Linked DNA regions of Homo sapiens: region 1 is linked to region 2. A link is an interaction called in ENCODE POLR2A ChIA-PET data of the cell type or tissue named here. Cell type or tissue: GM12878. All regions are shown on one strand. Links, peaks and the distances in the headings refer to the core of each region. The heading gives the core; the rest is flanking DNA. Region 1 has its middle 76 kb from the start of DPH5-DT. Region 2 overlaps SLC30A7 (solute carrier family 30 member 7).

Evidence for each region. Peaks named below come from ENCODE experiments on the same cell type or tissue, not always from the same donor. Only the 100,000 strongest peaks of a DNase experiment are listed, where the experiment ranks them.
Region 1: POLR2A ChIA-PET joins it to region 2 with 5 read pairs; 5 of 35 experiments call an interaction of 5 or more read pairs at or near these places.

Annotation. Positions count from the first base shown.
Region 1 is chr1:101,097,390-101,105,399 of GRCh38, reverse strand. No RefSeq gene overlaps it. Among named protein-coding and RNA genes, the nearest start is that of DPH5-DT, 76 kb to the right of the region's middle. In GM12878, for the core only: no CTCF peak of the experiment used is centred there; a DNase peak (open chromatin) is centred at 4,534.
Region 2 is chr1:100,943,839-100,951,848 of GRCh38, reverse strand. The region is part of intron 8 of SLC30A7 (solute carrier family 30 member 7); the gene reads right to left. Among named protein-coding and RNA genes, the nearest start is that of SLC30A7, 52 kb to the right of the region's middle. RefSeq lists an enhancer at 2,024-2,073. In GM12878, for the core only: no CTCF peak of the experiment used is centred there; no DNase peak of the experiment used is centred there.

The DNA.
Region 1 (8,010 bases), core at 1,653-6,652, 150 kb before region 2:
TTTCATAACAAATTCTAGAAATAAAACAAATACTAGAAACAAAAAACTTCTAGAAATATGCCAAGAGACACACTAGAGGTACATATAAGAACCTTTGTTAATGCCGGGCATGGTGGCTCACGCCGGTAACCCTAGCACTTTGGGAGGCCAAGGCAGGCAGGTCACCTGAGGTCGGGAGTTAAGACCAGCCTGGCCAACATGGTGAAACCCCATCTCTACTAAAAATACAAAAAAAAAAAAAAAATTAGCCAGGTGTGGTGGCACTCTCCTGTAATCCTACCTACTCAGGAGGCTGAGGCACAAGAATCGCTTGAACCCAGAAGGCGGAGGTTGCAGTGAACCAAGATCGCGCCACTGCACTCCCGCCTGGGCGATAGAGTGAGACACTGTCTCAAAAACAAACAAACGAAAAAAAACGTTTGTTAAGAAAGGTGATTTGAAGTCTTGAGAATTAATTTAACTCTAAACTAGTGTAATTGCACTTTTACTGAAGAATAGATAGCTTTTATATAAAGATTCATTTGATATAGAAATAAATTGCCTCTTTGGAAAACTAGATACACACCTCTAAAATGGTCCTCTAAGACTACAGGGTTCTTAGCAATTTAACACCCTCTGTCCATGAGAATGAAAAAAATTAAGCACAAATTAGTTGATTTGTAGGTGCATATCCACAAATGGAAACCAAAATGGCAAATGCAGTTTTACATTCAGTAATCCAACCGCTTTAAATAACCTTTCTGTAAGAGGTTAAAATACTGTGAGGAAATATGTGTGAAAAAAATAGCTTATTAAATATTAATTCTTGAACCTTACAGTATCTGTACCTTCAAGCATTCAGTGATACATAAAAAACTTTAAAATAATACCCGGAAGAAAATCCATGTGACATATAACAAAGGACTTATATATCTGTTTTATAAAGAATTACTACAAATTAGTAAGGAAGCATAAACAAATCCAGTAGTATCAATGGGTTTTGTACATGAAAGGGCAATTCTCCAAAGAAATACAAGTACATAATAAATATATAAAATTGTGCTAAACTTCACCAGCTAAGAAATAGAAATTAAAATAAATATAAATTTTTTCTAATCAGATTAGAAAAATTAAAAATATTGAAAACAACAACTGTTGGATATGTGCTGGGTCTGGGGAAACGAACTCTATTATACTGTTGGTAGAAGTACAAATCTACACAAACTTTTGGAGGATAATTTAGTTTTTTCTGTTCAAATATGAAAAGTATACATCCTATTACCTACGAATCTCACTTCTAAGAATTCATCATGTAGGCACAGCTACATGAGAATGTAAAAGTAAAATAGAAGATGTTCATTACAGCATTATTAGTAACTGCAAAATATTAGGGGCAACTTAAATATCTATTGATAAGTGAATGTGAAATGAATTAAGATATAGACATAAACTGGAACACTATTGTAGCTATTAGATAGAGTTTCTGATATACTGGCAATGTTCTTCTTAACCTGAGTAATGGATGTATGGATGTTCACTATATAGCTACATATATCATTGTACATATGTTTTTACATGCTTCTGAATTTTCAAAAGAAATTAGAAAAGAATAAGGTGATGTCTATATGTATTAATCAAGTAAGAAGTACGTGATATGAAAAAACACAATAGAAGATCATTATGAGTGGCAAATCCCAATTTTATGAGAAAAAGCATCCTGTGTATGCATATATATAAACACATAGCTATGCTTACATGGCATATAAAAAACTAGGGGGAATATGAAGCAAACCTCTGGAAAATGGGATTATAAGGATACTTATCAGAGGAATAGAGTAGCATTGGAGAGATTTATACTCTTTATAAAATATGTTTTTTGTCATATATAGAAGACTAAAGAAGATATATATATATGTGTGTGTGTGTAATATATATATATATATATATATATAACTTCTGTGTGTATATTTCAATTATCCAAAAAAGCCTGCCACTTAAGCAAGCAAAATAAATTTAAAGAGACTAAATTTTAACACTTATCCAGCAATAGAAAGTCAGCTATGCAGTTAATTGACAACAAGCAGGTATCTATTGAGCACATAATAATGAATTGTCTGATGTACTTGGTGGAGCATAGCTTACAGGAAAGTTTAACACACTCTGGTTATACCTATGTTTCTTGCATCACAATTAGAGAAATAAAACTATTTTATCAACTCCAGTAGATCCATTTTTATATTATATTTTAGATAATAAATCTGAATACAACAAAAAATCATGATACATTGAAAATTTTCCCCAAATAATAATATAAGCAGAAACTTACCCAGTGCTAATTAAGTTCCAGGCCTGACTTTAAATGCATGATATGTATTAATATATTACAACCAATTATTGTAATCATTCCTGTTTTACAGATGAAGAAAATGAGACACAGAGAGGTTAAGTAACTTGACAAAGTTCACACAGCTTGCAAGTGATGGGGTCAAGATTCAAACTTAGGCATTCTGATTCTAATATTTCCACCATGCCTTATTGTTTCTCAAATAACTCCAAGTAAAACCTAATATTCGTTATTAAACGATGTTATAACATTAAAATGTGTTTTGTTTTTACCTTCAAAAGGCACATAAAAACATTTTTGTAAAACATAGAACACAGTAAAATGTAAAATATGTTTATTGCAAAACTTTAGTTATTGCTTCCCTTTCCATAACACAAAGATTTTTGTTTTGATACTACAGTGGATTACAGTGAATGTTACACATGTCAAAACAAAGTTCTTTTCTTGAAGGAAATAGTATATAAGTTTGAGAAATTGATCATAATTAACTGTTTCTTGTTTACTTAAGTAGACTAATATGAATTGAGCCTACAGTAATGTTTATACATTCCAATGCAAAAGAACTGCAGACAAAGCTAAATCTTGAATAATTTCTTAAGACTTATTCTGCATTAGTAGATAAAACTTTGAGAGTAAATGAGACTATGCAATCATTTTTTTCGAGTAAATTAAAATTCAGTTTAGAAGATGGAGGACATTTCTTAAAATTCTAGAGAATAACAATAACATTGTGTAAAAGAAAGTATTAGAATAAATGTAATAAGTTATATGAAATATATAAAGAACAGTTCAGAGGTAGAAACTGTTGGGATATGAAATAATTACAGGAATTTTTATGCCTAATATGGAACTTGGACCTAATATGGAACTTGGAACAAGAGAAGGAATGAATTGAGGAGGCATAAAAGAGAGTACTTTACTCTTTTAAAAAAACAAAACATATAATATTATTTTACTTACACTCTTAGGACTGCTGAAAAATTATTATTATTATTGAGGTATATTTTGAAAAAATATCTTACACTATTCAGCAGGAAGGTCTTTTTAAGCTAATCATGTTATAATGTTTGAAAAAACTGTTTTTTCTTTAATTCAAGCCAATTAAATAACAAGAATCCCTTTCTTTGCAATTCTTTTATGCACTATTTACCCAGCACTGTTTCTCTAACTTTACTTACACTTATTTGTCAAAGCAAATGTATAGATCAGTTGATTTCTAGTTATTATACATGTGTTTCACCAATAAGAAGTAAAGAGGTTATTGACTAATCAAAGTCAATCTAGTAACATTCAGACCTTCTAACTTGCATTTCAAAGCTTCACCATACTCAGAATATTATGGCATGAGAATATGAAAGTGCAAACTCTAAGAATTAGGATCCTTAAATGAATAGTGGGATGTAGAAAAGAGAGAAGAGTCTACCGTGAGCTGCATCTTCCAACTCCTTAAAATACAAATGTTTATACCAGGAAAACTCATGTGAATAAAATGCTTCATGCTGTCAAAGGGAAAAAGGAAGTTGCGCAAGAATTGACTATTAAGGAAAGTTTCAAGGTAGAAGCAAATTTAATGATAGAATGGCTCAGAAGTGGTTTAAGAATATTTTATTTAAAAAAAGTAAAGCAACTAGTTTTATTATCCTTAATAAACTCCCTAGGCCTTATCTATGTCTACCCAGAAATTTTCTATAAATACTTAAGTTTATAGAGATTGTCAGAAGAACTCCCACTCTTCCCAGTACATAAGGGAGAAAGGGTAGATGTATGTCGGTCATACTGTGGGGAGGAGAGGGCAGGACGGGGGTGGCAGGTAGGTATTTGTGCCAAGAGACTGAGAACTTGTCCCAAAATAAATGCCTGGAAAAGATCCAAACTTTCAGTCATCAACATTCAGTGCCTTTGCCACACAAGCAAAAAGGAATAAAATACACAAGAAAAGCAGACAAATTAAAAAAGAGAATCCATCAGAGACCCACCAAAAATTGTTTATTTTTAAAGTTGGTTGAAGAAGATGTCAAGGTCAGCTCATTACATATACCAATTATCCTTTTGATGATCTCAGGCTACAGCAAAAGCAATATAGAGCAATAACCTTAAACGCTCATATAGGAAGTGGAGGAAAATATTGTTTATTAAGGTTGTTCATATTTGGGATCCTCAAGAAACTGAATAATACTGAAATTTGAGTGCACTGGGGCATGAAAGCAAATGCAAACCGCATATTAAAAATTTCAGCTTGAACTAACTAGAGCATGCAAAGCAGCCATTGGGATTTTTTGCATGTGGATTTTTCAGTCAGGCTTTATTATTTTAGTCAATGAATAGACTGCTTGATTTTTTACAGGATCGAAATGATATATTATTTGTTATCTATGTCCAACAGTATCAGTAACAATTAAAAGGATTGTTTCCTTGAACTCAGAGAGTGTTTTAAGTCATATATATTCCTTGTCTATTCTTCCTTTCAAAATCTCCTCCCTCCCAGATGTGGAAGTAAACATTACCTTATTGAATAAACAATAACATCTTCTTGATTCTCATGCTCTTCTCTCAGTTTCACAGATTTAAGTGTGAAAAGGACAGCCTGTAGTCTACAATGGGGATGGAAAATATTAGTGATCAAACTTGGTGAATAAAATGTTAAATAATATACTTTATGATGGATGAGGCTTTAAAAGATTGGTGAAGAATATGACACAAATCATAAAAAAACTGGAAACCAGGAAACTAGTTCACTGTCCAGTTGTGTTACCTTGTACAGATGACACTTTCTGGGCCTCAGTCTTGTCATTTAAGAACCTGCTTTAAGGGTGGTTGTGAATAACTAGATGAGGTTAATATCTTGAAACAAATACAGAACTGTATACAAAAGGCTGACATTGACTCTGTATTCTAATTTATTATTCATTAGTTAGCATGCAAAACAGTTTCTTATGAAGAGCATTAGATTCAGAATCTGAATGGAAACTTCTCTGGCCCTTATTTTCTTTATCTATAAATAAGGGATAATGCCACATACGGTTTTTTTTTAGTAGAATGCTACTGGTAGAAGCCAGTTATTTGTGGCAAGCAACAGGTTTACAGGGATTTTCCTGGGAATTTCAGATTCAATGTCTGTATTAGTTAAGATTAGGTTTTGCAGCAAATAACAGAAAACCCTCCAAAATGATAAATTAAAGAACATGGAAGTTTATTTTTTCTCATAGGGATGTCTCGGAAGTGGTTCATGGCTGGCATGATGCTCCATGTTGTCAGGAACTCAGACTCCATTCATCTTGGTATTCTTTCCTGAAGGCTTCAACCTCACAGTCTCAACATGGCAGCATTACATTCCAGAGGAGCAGAACAGGGAAAGGGTCAGAAGACAAGAGAGGAGAGGAACATACCTCGCTCTCCTGCTATTTTCTGTGCCTGGCTGCAAGCTAGAAATGCCGTGTCCGTTGCAAATGGCCACACATCTGAGGCCCTACCACCATGGGAACAGCCACTGGGAGATAACTAGCAGGTTTTACCATTTGTCATTTAATTATTTTAAAGTTAGAAACTTTTTCTTTTTGAATGTCTGAAAGAGAATGGCCTGAGAAATATTTTGGAAAAGTTAAATGAAGCTGCTTTGTGACTGTTTATCACTGTGTTTTTAATTTTGAAAAAGTAAGCTCCAAGACTTCCAGTTTCCAATTTCACATGTAAGGAGCTGGGAATTTGCCACTCTGTTCTAACAAGTAAAAGCTGAGCTAACTGAAAAATCAACAACTCTTCTTGAGTCCATAAGAGAAGTGAGGTCACAGGGCAAACCGTTGCCCCCAAAATTAGCAAGATGGACAGGCAGATATAGAGAATCACAATATACTGGAGCAGAAACCTCCATGGGAGCCACTGCTGGGGTAGGAAAACCTAAACTGTAATTGGTGAATTGCTGGAGGCTATGTGTACACAAGTCTGAGAGATAAAAACTCTGGAAGACCTAGTCACAAGGGGGCCACCATGCTTTTGTAAGTTTTACCATCAGCAGCATGACCAGATTATCAGACTAACTATTGAAGAAAACTACATTGTGCTTCTGGCAGTAGGAAGGAAAGAAAAATCATTTTGATATATGCCAGAGCGCTCTGTTCTTAACAAGGTCTGCTCTTAGGAGAAACTGTTTAACCAAAGCCTAACCTGCTGGGGTTTTATCAGAGCCTAACTCACCTAAGGGAATTGAAATAAACAACTCCAGCCTATTCTAGCTGTCCTATTCCACTTAGAAAGGGAAGGCCTAAGAAACAATTGTGATGTTCAGAGTCCAGAGGAATAGGCTTGCTAAAAGATGGAGACCTAATCATAGGACTATAGAAAGTTTCCCCTCTTCCAACACCTTATCACCATATTAGTAAAGGCCTATTTACAGCACTTCCTTTCACCCAGTACACCATGTTCAGCTATCAAGAAAAAATTACAAGGCATACTGTTTCAGCCCATTTTGTATTGCCATAACAGAATACCTGAGACTAGGTAATTTACAATGAATAGGTATTTATTCAGCTTGTGGTTTTAGGGGCCGGGCAGTCCAAGGTTGATGGGCAAATCTAACAAAGGACTTCTTGCTGTGTCAGCCCATGGAAGAATGGCAGAAATGCAAAAAAGCATGCAGGAGTGGGAAGGGGGCCAACCTCATCCTTTTATCAGAAACCCACTCCTGCGATAACAGCATTAAGTCATTCATGAGGGGAGAGCCCTCATGAACTAATCACTTCTTAAAAATCTGAAATCTCAACACTGTTGCAGTGGGGATTGTCTTTGTTTTGTGTTGCCATGAAGGAATACCTGAGACTGGGTGCTTTAAAAGGAAAAGACGTTGATTTAGCTCATGGTTCTGTAGGCTGAGAAGTTTAAGGGCTTGGCCGTGACTCTGGTGAGGACTTTCATGCTGTATCACAACATGGCAGAGAAGGTCAAAGGGGAAATGAACGTGTACAAAAAGAAGGAAACCTGAGGGTCGTCCTGGCTTTATAACAACCCACTCTCTCAGGAACTAAATCCATTCCCATGAGAACAGCACCATATCGTTTGTGAGAAATCCATCTCCATAACCCAACTACCTCCCGCTAAGCCCTACTTCCCAGTATTATCACACTCGGGGTCAAATTTCAACATAAGTTTTGGTGGGGACAAACAAACCATATCTAAGTCACAGCAATGATTAAGTTTCCAACACATGAACCTTGGGAAACATATTCAAACCATAGCATATACTAAAAGGCAAAAGCAAAGTTTGAAGAGAAAGCAAGCATCAGAGCTTGGATGCTGCCACTCTGTTCTAACAAGTAAAGAGCCAGACATGGCAGGGATGTTAGAATTATCAGACAAATAATTTAAAACAACTGTGATTCACACCAAGGCCTGTTTGGGGAGTTGGAGGCTAGGGGAAGGATAGCATTAGGAGAAATACGTAACGTAGATGACGGGTTGATGGGTGCAGCAAACCACCATGGCACGTGTATACCTATGTAACAAACCTGCACGTTCTGCACATGTATCCCAGAACTTAAAGTATAAAGAAAAGAAGAAAAAAAACTGTGATTAAGATGCTAAGGGCTCTAAGGGATAAATGACACATGCAAGAGCAGATGGGCAATGTAAACAGAGAGACGGAAATTCAAAGAAATAGCCAAAAAGAAATGCTATAGATAAAAAATACTTTAAGA
Region 2 (8,010 bases), core at 2,192-7,191:
GTAATATATTCACAGGTTTCAGGGATTAGGACTTGGCCATCTTTGGGGCCATTCTTCTGCCCAGCCATTCTTCTTACCCTAGCCAGGTGGGTAAGGAGGGAGAAATCAGGAGGTTGTTGGCAGGACCTCACTGGCCAGAGGAGGGTCTGAGTTAGGTCCTCCAGGTGGGAAGACTTTTCACAACATGGAGAGGATTGCAGGCAGGCTGAGCAGCACGAACAAAGGCACAGCAGTTACCACGAGCCTGGCATGAGCACACTGGGCAGTAGGGAGACAGTGCTAACTGAAGAAAAGAGGTGCACCTTGGAGCATTATGGGAAGTAATGCTGTGGAAAAGTTGGGTTCCATTCTTCTTCAACTACGAGACTTGGAGGGTAGTGCCTCCTTTTTCACAAGCAACATGTTAGTATAATTTGTGGATCTTCTTTGCTGAAAATTAGGAATGGATTAACTAAGATTCTATAACAAAGCTTTTTTTTCTGATTAGCATTTTTCTGTCTTTTCTGATTCCTTTAACCTGATTCCCTTTTTCGCTGTTATTTGTTGTTATTGCTTTGCTTTTTCTAAATGAGTTCTAGCTTTGTAGTAGACAAAGGGGTACTTTGTGTCAGTACCCTGACATACCCCTCCCCTGCTTCGCACCCCTTTTCCTTCTAACTGCCAGCATTTCACCTAACATCTTTCTCTAACCCCAAAGCTTGCTTTGCATATCTGCCAAGTGGAAAAAATCTGATTCACACTCCCTCACTTTTCAGCAGCTGTCTTCCAACGACTGAGGAGTTGGTCTATAAATCCCATTTCCCTTCTTCCCCTCCAGTGGGATAACTCTGAAACATGACTCCTACGCTGGCTCCCCGAGTTACTCAGCAACTTAAGCTCCTGTTGCCTATAGTGGTAACTTAATTGACACTGAACCCGATGCTGGCTCCTTCCCTTCCCTGTCTCACTTCTCCACTCCTCTACAGGTGTTTGTTAGGATCACCTCCCAGATAAACTACTTGCACTTGAATCCATGTCACAGGGGGACATGAATCATGTCTCTAGGGCAACCCAAACTAAAATAGGATTTCATCAACATAGTGAGTGCTTTTAACTAGTCGGGGTTAAAGTTATAAAAGTGACTTTGTGGGCTCTTTCAGAGAACTTTGCCTACAGTAAAGTCCTGATTTTAGGAGAAGCTGATTTTTAAAGTGTATAAAAGGACCAGCCCACAGAAAAAAATGCAAAAGCTCAGGAAAACATCAACAGTAAAAATAACCCCAGTGGACCTTGGCAAGAGGCAGTGATAGAAAACAATGTGAAAGTTTTCTGCCATCATAGAGCTGACTGGTACAGTCAAATGACATGACCAAAAACAAATCTCTGACACCCAATTTCCATTCTGGGCCCAAACTCCATGCTGACTTCCAAAGTTACATGTTTAAGTAAACCTAAATTGTGAAATAAAAACAAAGAAAAAGAACTCTTATTTAACTGATTACCTAAAATACAAAATTTTAAATAACACTGTGAGAATATATTTTTTATTGAATATCTCAAAGTAAGTTAATTGCTACTTACACTGGATGCTAACCATATTAAAATATTTAGTTGCTGAGGTATGACTGGAATTCATGTTTCCAAAGGATTAATTAAGCAAAACAACAGATTAATTTAAGGGCAGGCTATACCCAGTGGTGGAGAGTTTGAAATTAACATACAGATTAAGAGTGACCATTAAAACTAAAGAACCACTGCAGCTCCCAGCGTGATCGACGCAGAAGACGGGTGATTCCTGCATTTCCAACTGAAGTACCTGGTTCATCTCACAGGGCCTGGTTGGACAGTGGGTGCACCCTGCAGAGAGCGAGCTGAAGCAGGGTGGGGCATCACCTCACCCAGGAAGTGCAAGGGGTTGGGGGATTTCCCTTTCCTAGCCAAGGGAAGCCATGACAGACTGTACCTGGGAAAAGGGGACACTCCCACCTACATACTGCACTTTTCCCATGGTCTGAGCAACCGGCAGACCAGGAGATTCTCTCTCATGCCTGGCTTAGTGGGTCCCATACCCACAGAGCCTTGCTCACTGCTAGTGCAGCAGTCTGAGATCGACCTGCAATGCTGCAGCCTGGCTGGGGGAGGGGCATCTGTATTGCTGAGGCTTGAGTAGGTAAACAAAACAGCCAGGAAGCTCAAACTGGGAGGGGCCCACCGCAGCTCAGTAAGGCCTACTGTCTCTACAGACTCCACCTCTGTGGGCAAGGCATAGCTGAACAAAAGGCAGCAGAAACTTCTGCAGACTTAAACGTCCCTGTCTGATAGCTCTGAAGAGAGCAGTGGTTCTCCTAGCATGGTGTTTTGAGCACTGAGAACGGACAGACTGCCTCCTCAAGTGGGTTCCTGACCCCCATGAAGCCTAACTGGGAGACACCTCCCAGTAGGGGCTGACAGACACCTCACACAGGCGGGTGCCCCTCTGGGATGAAGCTTCCAGAGGAAGGATCAGGCAGCAATATTTGCTGTTCTGCAGCCTCCGCTGGTGATACCCAGAAAAACAGGGTCTGGAGTGGACCTACAGCAAACTCCAACAGACCTGAAGCTGAGGGACCTGACTGTTACAAGGAAAGCTAACAAACAGAAAGGCATAGCATCAACCTCAACAAAAAAAGACATCTACACCAAAACCCCATCATAGACCAAAGGTAGATAAAACCACAAGATGGGGAGAAACCAGAGCAGAAAAGCTGAAAATTCTAAAAACCAGAGCGCCTCTTCTCCTCCAAAGGATCGCAGCTCCTCACCAGCAACAGAACAAAGCTGGACTTAGACGAGTTGACAGAAGTAGGCTTCAGAAGATCAGTAATAACAAACTTCTCCAAGCTAAAGGAGCATGTTCTAACCCATCACGAGGAAGTTAAAAACCTTGAAAAAAGGTTAGATGAATGACTAACTAAACAGTGTAGAGAAGACCTTAAATGACCTAAGGGAGCTTAAAACCATGGCATGAGAACTTCATGACGCATGCACAAGCTTCAATAGCCAATTTGATCAAGTGGAAGAAGGGTATCAGTGATTAAAGATCAAATTAATGAAATAAAGCAAGAAGACAAGTTTAGAGAAAAAAGTAAAAAGTAACAAAGCCTCCAAGAAATACAGGACTACGTGAAAAGACTAAATCTACGTTTGACTAGTATACCTGAAAGTGACAGGAAGAATGGAACAAAGTTGGAAAACACTCTTCAGGATATTATCCAGGAGAACGTCCCCAACCTAGCAAGGCAGGCCAACATACAAATTCAGGAAATATAAAGAACACCACAAAGATAGTCCTCGACAAGACCAACCCCAAGACACACAATTGTCAGATTCGCCAAGGTTGAAATGCAGGAAAAAAATGTTAAGGGCAGCCAGAGAGAAAGGTCGGGTTACCCACAAAGAGAAGCCCATCAGACAAACAGTGGATCTCTCAGCAGAAACCCTAAAAGCCAGAAGAGAGTGGGGGCCAATATTTAAATTTCTTAAAGAAAAGAATTTTCAACCCAGAATTTCATATCCAGCCAAACTAAGCTTCATAAGCGAAGGAGAAATAAAATCTTTTACAGACAAGCAAATGTGGAGAGATTCTGTGGGCCTGCCTTACAAGAGTTCCTGAAGGAAACACTAAACATGGAAAGGAACAACCAGCACCAGCCACTGCAAAAACATGCCAAATTGTAAAGACCATCGATGCTATGAAGAAACTGCATCAATTAATGGGCAAAATAACCAGCTAACATCATAATGACAGGATCAAATTCACACATAACAATATTAACCTTAAATGTAAATGGGTTAAATGCCCCAATTAAAAGACACAGACTGGCAAACTGGATAAAGAGTCAAGACCCATCAGTGTGCTGTATTCAGGAGACCCATCTCACATGCAGAGACACATATCGGCTCAAAGTAAAGGGATGGAGGAAGATCTACCAAGCAAACGGCAAGCAAAAAAAGAGCAGGGATTGCAATCCTAGTCTCTGATAAAACAGACTTTAAAACAACAAAGATCAAAAGAGACAAAAGAAGGCCATTACATAATGGTAAAGGGATCAATTCAACAAGAAGAGCTAACTATCCTAAATATATATGGACCCAACAGAGGAGCACCCAGATTCATAAAGCAAGTCCTTAGAGACCTACAAAGAGACTTAGACTCCAACACAATAATAATGGGAGACTTTAACACCCCACTCTCAATATCAGAACAAGACAGAGGGTTAACAAGGATGTCCAGGACTTGAACTCAACTCTGCACTAAGCGAAATTAACAGACATCTACAGAACTCTCCACCCCAAATCAACAGAATATACATTCTTCTCAGCACCACATCACACTTATTCTAAAATTGACCACATAATTGGAAGTAAAGCACTCCTCAGCAAATGTAAAAGAACAGAAATCACAACAAACTCTCAGATCACAGTGCAATCAAATTAGAACTCAGGATTAAGAAACTCACTCAAAACCACACAAGTACATGGAAACTGAACAACCTGTTCCTGAATGACTACTGGGTAAATAATGAAATGAAGGCAGAAATAAAGATGTTCTTAGAAACCAATGAAAACAACGACACAATGTACCAGAATCTCTGGGACACATTTAAAGCAGTGTGCAGTGGGAAAATTATAGCACTAAAGGCTCACAAGAGAAATCTGGAAAGATCTAAAATCAATACCCTAATATCACAATTAAAATAACTAGAAAACCAAGAGCAAACAAATACAAAAGCTAGCAGAAGGCAAGAAATTCCTCTATGCAAATAAACTAGAAAATCTAGAAGAAATGGATAAATTCCTTGACACATACACCCTCCCAAGACTAAACGAGGAAGAAGTTGAATCTCTGAATAGACCAGTAACAAGCTCTGAAATTGAGGCAATAATTAACAGCCTACCAACCAAAAAAAGTCCAGGACCAGACAGATTCACAGCTGAATTCTACCAGAGGTACAAAGAAGAGCTGGTACCATTCCTTCTGAAACTATTCCAATCAATAGAAAAAGAGGGCATCCTCCCTAACTCATTTTATGAGGCCAGCATCATGCAGATACCAAAGCCCGGCAGAGACACTACAAAAAAAAGAAAATTTTGGAACAATATCTTTAATGAACATCGATGCAAAAATCCTCAATAAAATACTGGCAAACCAAATCCAGCAGCACATCAAAAAGCTTATCCACCATGATCAAGTGGGCTTCATCTCTGGGATGCAAGGCTGGTTCAACATATGCAAATCAATAAACGTAATCCATCACATAAACTGAACCAACTACAAAAACCACATGATTATCTCAAAAGATGCAGAAAAGGCCTTTGACAAAATTCAACAGGACTTAATGCTTAAAAACTCTCAAACTAGGGATTGATGGAATCTATCTCAAAATAATAAAAGCTATTTATCACAAACCCACAGCCAATATCATACTAAATGGGCAAAAACTGGAAGCATTTCCTTTGAAAACCGGCACAAGACAAGGATACCCCCTCTCACCACTCCTGTTCAACATAGTGTTGGAAGTTCTGGCCAGGGCAATCAGGCAAGAGAAAGAAAGAAACGGTATTCAATTAGGAAAAGAGGAAGTCAAATTGTCCCTGTTTGCAGATGACATGAATGTATATTTAGAAAACTCCCATCATCTCAGCCCAAAATCTCCTTAAGCTGATAAGCAACTTCAGCAAAGTCTCAGGATACAAAATCAATGTGCAAAAATCACAAGCATTCCTATACACCGATAACAGACAAAGAGAGAGCCAAATCATGAGTGAACTTCCATTCACAATTGCTTCAAAGAGAATAAAATACCTAGGAATCCAACTTACAGGGGATGTGAAGGACCTCTTCAAGGAGAACTACAAACCACTGCTCAATGAAATAAGAGGACACAAATGAATAGAAGAACATTTCATGCTTGTGGATAGGAAGAATCAATATCATGAAAATGGCCATACTGCCCAAGGTAATTTATAGATTCAATACCATTCCCATCAAGCTACCAAGGACTGTCTTCACAGAATTGGAAAAAACTACTTGAAAGTCCATATGGAACCAAAAAAGAGCCCGCATTGCCAAGACAATCCTAAGCAAAAAGAACAAAGCTGGAGGCATCACGTTACCTGACTTCAAACTATACTATGAGGCTACAGTAACCAAAATAGCATGCTACTGGTACCAAAACAGAGATATAGACCAATGGAACAGAACAGAGGCCCCAGAAATAATACCACACATCTACAACCATCTGATCTTTGACAAACCTGAAAAAAACAAGAAATGGGGAAAGGATTCCCTATTTAATAAATGGTGCTGGGAAAACTGGCTAGCCATATGTAGAAAGCTGAAACTGGATCCTTTCCTTACACCTTATACAAAAATTAATTCAAGATGGATTAAAGACTTAAATGTTAGACCTAAAACCATAAAACCCCTAGAAGAAAACCTAGGCAATACCATTCAGGACATAAGCATGGGCAAGGACTTCATGACTAAAACACCAAAAGCAATGGCAACAAAAGCCAAAAGAGACAAATGAGATCTAATTAAACTAAAGAGCTTCTGCACAGCAAAAGAAACTACCGTCAGAGTGAACAGGCAACCTACAGAATGGGAGAAAATTTTTGCAATCTACCCATCTGACAAAGGGCTAATATCCAGAATCTACAAAGAACTTAAAACAAATTTACAAGAAAAAAACAACCCCATCAAAAAGTGGGAGAAGGATATGAACAGACATTTCTCAAAAGAAGACATTTATGCAGCCAACGGACACATGAAAAAATGCTCATCATCACTGGCCATCAGAGAAATGCAAATCACAACCACAATGAGATACCATCTCATGCCAGTTAGAATGGCGATCATTAAAAAGTCAGGAAACAACAGATGTTGGAGAGGTTGTGGAGAAATAGGAACGCTTTTACACTGTTGGTGGGAGTGTAAATTAGTTCAACCATTGTGGAAGACTGTGGCGATTCCTCAAGGATCTAGAACTAGAAATACCACTTGACCCAGTGATCCCACAAAGGATTATAAATCATGCTACTATAAAGACACATGCACACGTATGTTTATTGTGGCACTATTCACAATAGCAGACTTGGAACCAACCCAAATGTCCATCAATGATAGACTGTATTAAGAAATTGTGGCACATATACACCGGGGAGTAGGGGGTGGGGGGAGGGATAGCATTAGGAGAAATACCTAATGTAAATGAGGAGTTGATGGGTGCAGCAAACCAACATGGCACATGCATACCTATTTAACAAACCTGCAAATTGTGCACATGTACCCTAGAACTTAAAGTATAACAAAATAAAAAATAAATAAATAAAAAAACTAAAGAACCAAAAGGAGCCAATTTTTTTTTCTTTTTGCAGCTAGTAAGTTAAAAAATCTCAATATGCTTTTCACGTTTTTGACTTACTTTTCTTTGAAGGGCTAAATATGTGGATGATTCCAAAGTCAAAAATATTTTAAAAACATATTCTGTCTGGGTATGGTGTCTCACACCTATAATCCCAGCACTTTGGGAGACTGAGGAGGGTGGATTTCTTGAGTCCAGGAGTTTGAGACCAGCCTGGACAACATGGCAAAACCCCATCTCTACAAAAATTAGCCAGGCGTGGTGGTGTGCACCTGTAGTCCTAGCTACTTGGGAGGCTGAAGTAGGAGGATGGCTTGAGGCCAGGAGGCAGATGCTGCAGAGACTGTGCCACTGCCCTCACTCTAGCCTGGGTGACAGAGCCAGACCCTGTCTCGAAAAAATATATAAATAAAATAAAATGAAAATTCAAAGTCTCACTTCTAATCCCTTTCCTCTGCCGAAAAGGTAACTATATTTGCTTTTGATTTATTCTTCCAGTGTTTCTTTTCAAAATTATATGAAAACATTTAGATTATATGCATGTCTCTTCTTCTTATATAAAAGGTAGCAGTGCTTTTATATAGTTTATGCTATAAACCTATATATCATGTGCTACATATTAAGT